2 separate regions of the Homo sapiens genome follow, and region 1 is linked to region 2. A link is a loop called in an ENCODE intact Hi-C map of the cell type or tissue named here. Cell type or tissue: GM12878. All regions are shown on one strand.

Region 1 (2,500 bases), 120 kb after region 2:
CGCTGCGGCCGGGGCGGGGGAGGGGGCCGCTTCCTGCCCCCGCCCGGGCCTGACTCAGCCCCGGGTGGGGGGCCTGGCCTGGCCCCTCGCCCTGCCCGGACGGCCGTCCGGCTCCGACCCGCGGGAGGGGGCGGAGAGAGCACCCCAGTCCCCGCCGTCCGCGCCCCCAAAGCGCGTGACCCCGTCTCCTCTGGCCCGGACCCCCCCTCCTTTCCCTTGACGCCACCACCACGTGCGAAGCCTGAGCCCGGGCAGGGGAGGGGGGAGCTGGTGGGATCCAGCCCCCTCCCTCCCGCTCCCTACCTCCCGGGCGGGAGACCCAGCCCCCCCGGCCTGGGAGCCTGGCTGGGGGCTGAGCGGAGCGGAGGAGCGGGTGCCCCCCCAGGGACCGGGCCTCTGCGGGTTCTGGGAGGCGCTGCCCGGGCTGGCTGGCGGGGGCGCACGGTGGGCCGCGGCGGGAGGTTGCTGTCCACCCGGGCCCGGACACCCAGTCGGCGCCCACTAAATGTTGGCGGAATGCAGCCAGGAGTTGGCGGCGAGGCGGGGGGAGGCAGCAACTCCTCTCCCCCCAGTCAGGCGGCGGAAGTCACAGAGGTGCTGGTGCCCCTGCCACCCGCGGCACCCACCTGGCTCACCCATGGGTGGCGGGCTCGGTGGGCCCCCCCACCTCCCTGCCAGCTGCCTCCGGAGAGGGCGTGGGGATTCCGTGTCAGTGCCCCCCGCCCCAACCTCAGAACTGGACCAGGGCGTAACCCTGAGCGTGCCGCTCCCACACTGGGGGTGCCTCCCCACCACCGGCCGATCACTTCCTATTGGCAAACTGGTCTGGGAGAGGTCCCGGGGAGGCCAGGCTGGGGCAGGGGCCCAGGCCAGGCCAGGCCTAAGCCCAGCCCTGCTGCTGCCAGGGCCTGAGGGCTTCAGGCCGGGGGCGTTTGTCCGCGAGGGCCACCCGCCATGGGGCCCCGAGAGCACCTATCGGCGGGGCCGGGGCCTCTGTTTACCACCAGCCATCGCTGTGGAGACAGAGCTTGGGGGAGAAGGGGGGGCAGGAGCCGGCCGCTGGAAAAGCGAAGTCTAAGGAAGGAAAGAAGAGCCAACCGGGACACTGAAATTTTAATTCGTGGGTCAGTCCGGGGGGTATTTATTATTCAGTTCCGATTGGCTGCGTGGCGGCCAGTCAGCACCTGGGCCCGGGCGGGCAGCCACGCATCGGCAGAGGCCCGCGGGCGGCCGCAGGCAGTGGATGGGTCCTTTGCTCTGTGCGGGAGACTGAGGCGCGGCCGAGGCAGAGCCCAGCCTGGGGCCTGGTCGGAAAGGTTCCTGGGGCGATCACAAATCCCTGCTGGGTGTTTGTTTGTTTGTTTGTTTTTTCCTTTTCTTTCCTTGAGTCCCTCTGACCTATAGCTGGGTCCACCTGGTGGCAGATCCCCGTTGCCATATGAGGAGGAAACCAAGGCCGGGAGGGGAGGTCAAATGTGAGCCTGGAAACTCCGGAGGTTAGAGCAAGCCTCGGAGCAGGTGCCGGTACTAGGCAGGGGAGACTGAAGCGTAGGGGGAAGCAGAGAGCGGCCCAAGGTCACTCAGGTGGGGTCAGAGCTGCCCCCTGTGCTCCATCCTTCCAGCTCGGGGCCTGTCCAAAGTCCCCTCCCACTGTGTGGTGGCCCAGGGGCGCCTGCCCACCTGTCTTTAAGCAGGGCCGGAGGTTGGCAGTAGAGGCTCAACTGCAGGCACCTGCCTGCAAATGGAGTGTCACCGAGGCTTATTAAACCCTGTGTCCGAAGATGACATTGAGGCTCAGAGAGGGCCAGCATGGCTCCCAAGGTCACACAGCACGAGCCACAGCCCTCTCGCCTCCCTGCCTCACCGGGCAGGCCCTGGCTGGCGCACGTGCATACGAGGCCCCTCTGCAATCCTGCCGAGCCACAAACTCGTCTCACCTTGGTCCTCAGAGGCGGGCAGGGCTCTGGGTTTTATGACCAGAGGAGACCGAGGTCACCTCCCCAGAGCCAGCCCACTGCAGCCCAGATGCTCCAAGGAGGGCTCCTCAAGGGTTGGAATGCTGGCACGCTTGCTCTGCGACCTTGGATGAGCCCCGTGACCCCTGCAGCCGGGGCGCGCTGTGTTCCTGGGGCTGTGGAGGGTCCCCCAGCTGCTGCCTGCAAAGCCACCCGTGGTGTCTTTTCTCCTCCGCGGCGGAAACTCCCAGGTCAGCTCAGGGCATGGCAGAGACCTGAGTGTGGGGTGTGGGTCAGAACTGCGTGAGACACCTGCACCCCCACCTGTCACCTGCCAGACCATAAACTGCCCTGCAGTAGCCCTGGGCAACAAGGACAAGAGGAACGAGCTTGGGTGGGGGTGAGCCTTGGGTGGGGGTGAGCATGGTCCAGTCCTAGCCCAGCCCTTGGGTCCACCCCAGCAGTCACTCCCCCTCTGCCAGCCTCAGTCTTCCCATCCAGACAGTGGGGAGATGGTCATCAGCCCTAGAGTGTTGTCTCGAGGG
Region 2 (2,500 bases):
CACTTCTCTAAATCCTCCCTATTCTTCCAGGCTCTGCTCCGGTGCCACCTCCTCCAGGCAGACTCCCTGATTTCTCCAGGCCACACCAGATGGGGATGTTGTATCCCATGATACGAAAACTAAAGGCTCCAAGTCAAGCTTGCCCACCCAGGCCAGGCACAAAGAGGTGCTCAGGAAGGCTGATTGCCTGTCCCTGGAGGTGAGCCCTCCCTTTCATCCTCCCCATCTGTGCCCTGAATTGGCCGCCACAGGGACTTGAGGGGGCTGAGAAGAATGGGGACAATGGAGGAAGAAGCATGTCTTTCTAGGAGTTCATAGCCAAAGACACGGATGCAAGAGAAGACAGCTGGATCTACCTCAGGGCCTTTGCACTGGCTGTTCCAGCCACTTGGAATGCAATTCCTGCAAACTCTCTCCCCCACTCCCCTTCCCTTTTTCTTTTTTTTTTCTTTTTTGAGATGGAGTCTCACTCTGTTGCCCAGGCTGCAGTGCAATGGCACAATCTCAGCTCACTGCAACCTCCACCTCCCAGGTTCAAGCAATTCTCCTGCCTCAGCCTCCCAAGTAGCTGGGATTACAGGTGCCCGCCACCGTGCCCAGCTAATTTTTGTATTTTTAGTAGAGACAACGTTTCACCATGTTGGCCAGGCTCGTCTTGAACTCCTGACCTCACGTGATCTGCCTGCCTTGGCCTCCCAAAATGCTGGGATTACAGGTGTGAGCCACCACGCCCAGCCCTCCCCTTCCCTTTCTAATCTTTGCTTTAATACCACCTCCTCTGGGAAGCCTTCCCTGGCCACCCTCTTTAAAACTGCAGCCACCTCCCCTGCCCTGAATGCTTCAATTCCCTTTTCCTGCTTTGTCTGTCTTTGCGACACAAAATACACATTGTCACTTATTTATCTTGTTTCGTGTTCATCTCCCGTACTCAGCGGTCGGCTCCACGAGGGCAAGGATTTTTGCCTGCCCTATTCCCTGGCTGATTCCCCTGTGCCTGGAACAGCGCCTGCTATATAAATATGTGCTGAGTACACACACACCAAAGCAAAAGATCAGGATCCTCGGGAAAGTGGGTCCTTGGAAAAGCAAGGGGTTACTGTGGCCGGGGAGAGCGGAGATTGGACGGGGAGGTGGTACTGGGGCCAAATTGTGAGGAATTAGGAGGGTCTGATTGGTGGCAATGCGGCGAGAAGGAATTCCATGGAGAGCGGACTAGGGCCTGGGTAAAGGCCTGGGCTGGAAAGCTTGTACGGGGAGCAGTGGGGAGGTCATGACGCTAGGGGGCAGCAGAGAGGAAAGGAGAAGAGGTGGGTACTGGAATGAAAGGGTGGATCTTCAGCCAAGCCCCAGGAGACAGAAGGCTGAAGTTGCAGGGGTGTATCGGGCATCTAGGGCCTCACACTCACCTCTGTCTTCTTAAATCGCGCCCTGAGAGTCTTCATAGTTGGTGCCCTGTGTTTCTCCTCTCCACAGGCCACCTGAGGAGGGCAAGGGTGGGGGTAAGGTGAGGGACACCAGTCCTGGTGGGCGGCAGGGTCCGTTGCCTCGCCCTCCTCAAAAGGACCGCTTCCTCCTTCCTGACCAGTCCTGGCCCCTAGAGCAAGACACAGACCTGCTCTATCTCCTACCTGCTGTGTGTCCTTTGGCAGTTTACTTGCCCTCTCTGTTTTACTTCCCTCATCTATACAGTGACAGAAATGATCCTTTCTTGACCAACTCATGGTCAGTTTTCAGCATGGTCCCTACACAGAGCCTGGCCAAACATGAGGGGCTTCATAAATGCATCTCACTGGTATTTCCTGCGGTCCAAACAGATCAAGCCTTTTCTGGTCTCCTAACTTTTACCTGTGCAGTTATTTCTGCCTAGAATGGTTTCTTTTTTCTTCTCTGAACTCCTACTCATCCTTCAAAGCCCAGTTCCAAAATCCCTTGCTCTTATCAGCTTTGCCTCTTGTTCCCAAGCAGAGATCTAACTCCCCAAATTGGGTTCCCGCCTACCCTGGCTGGGTCTCTGCCTCTGCCTCACCCCTGGCTCCATGGGCTGGAAGGGTCTGGGCTGATTCTGTCCTTTTCAACAGTCAGGGGCTCCCTGGGGACTGAAGCCAGGGCTGACGGCTCTCAGCACAGAGGCATGTTTGCTACATAGTCAGAGGGAACCTCCATGTGACAGCAATTCACCCATAGTGGGTGGAGGTCTGGGGCAATGGCTGCATGCATGTGTGTGACGTTGAGTGTGGGGCGTGTGCACACGTGCACTTCTGTCCACCTGGGCCTGTTCTACGTTCCGCATGGGCAGGCACGGAGGTCAGGCAGGCCTATCTTGAGGGGGTGTGTTTTTTGAGGGGTGTGACTGTGAGGCCCTATGTGTGAAAGGGATTTCTGTGATGGAGAATCTGTATTTGCCTCTTACCAAGGAGTAGGGGTTGGCATGGCCTCTACCTGTCCACCTATCTACTCGTGAATTCTCCAAGCCACCCTTCCACGCATTTACCACCTATGC

Evidence for each region. A loop is a pair of places that touch in the nucleus more often than their neighbours do. Peaks named below come from ENCODE experiments on the same cell type or tissue, not always from the same donor. Only the 100,000 strongest peaks of a DNase experiment are listed, where the experiment ranks them.
Region 1: it touches region 2 in a loop (2.2-fold over the local background); 18 of 110 quality-filtered maps call a loop at or near these places.

Annotation. Positions count from the first base shown.
Region 1 is chr19:4,062,872-4,065,371 of GRCh38, reverse strand. The region is part of intron 1 of ZBTB7A (zinc finger and BTB domain containing 7A); the gene reads left to right. Among named protein-coding and RNA genes, the nearest start is that of ZBTB7A, 2.8 kb to the left of the region's middle. RefSeq lists silencers at 143-332, 523-662, 893-982 and enhancers at 1,643-1,822, 2,317-2,500. In GM12878, a CTCF peak has its summit at 1,422 (motif pointing left); no DNase peak of the experiment used is centred here; H3K4me3 peaks cover 2,407 bases; H3K27ac peaks cover 2,029 bases.
Region 2 is chr19:4,185,368-4,187,867 of GRCh38, reverse strand. ANKRD24 (ankyrin repeat domain 24) reads right to left here. Exons shown (of 22, transcript NM_001393985.1): 2 at 1,407-1,478. The coding sequence starts at 1,442. Among named protein-coding and RNA genes, the nearest start is that of ANKRD24, 3.9 kb to the right of the region's middle. RefSeq lists an enhancer at 1,504-1,623. In GM12878, a CTCF peak has its summit at 1,273 (motif pointing right); no DNase peak of the experiment used is centred here.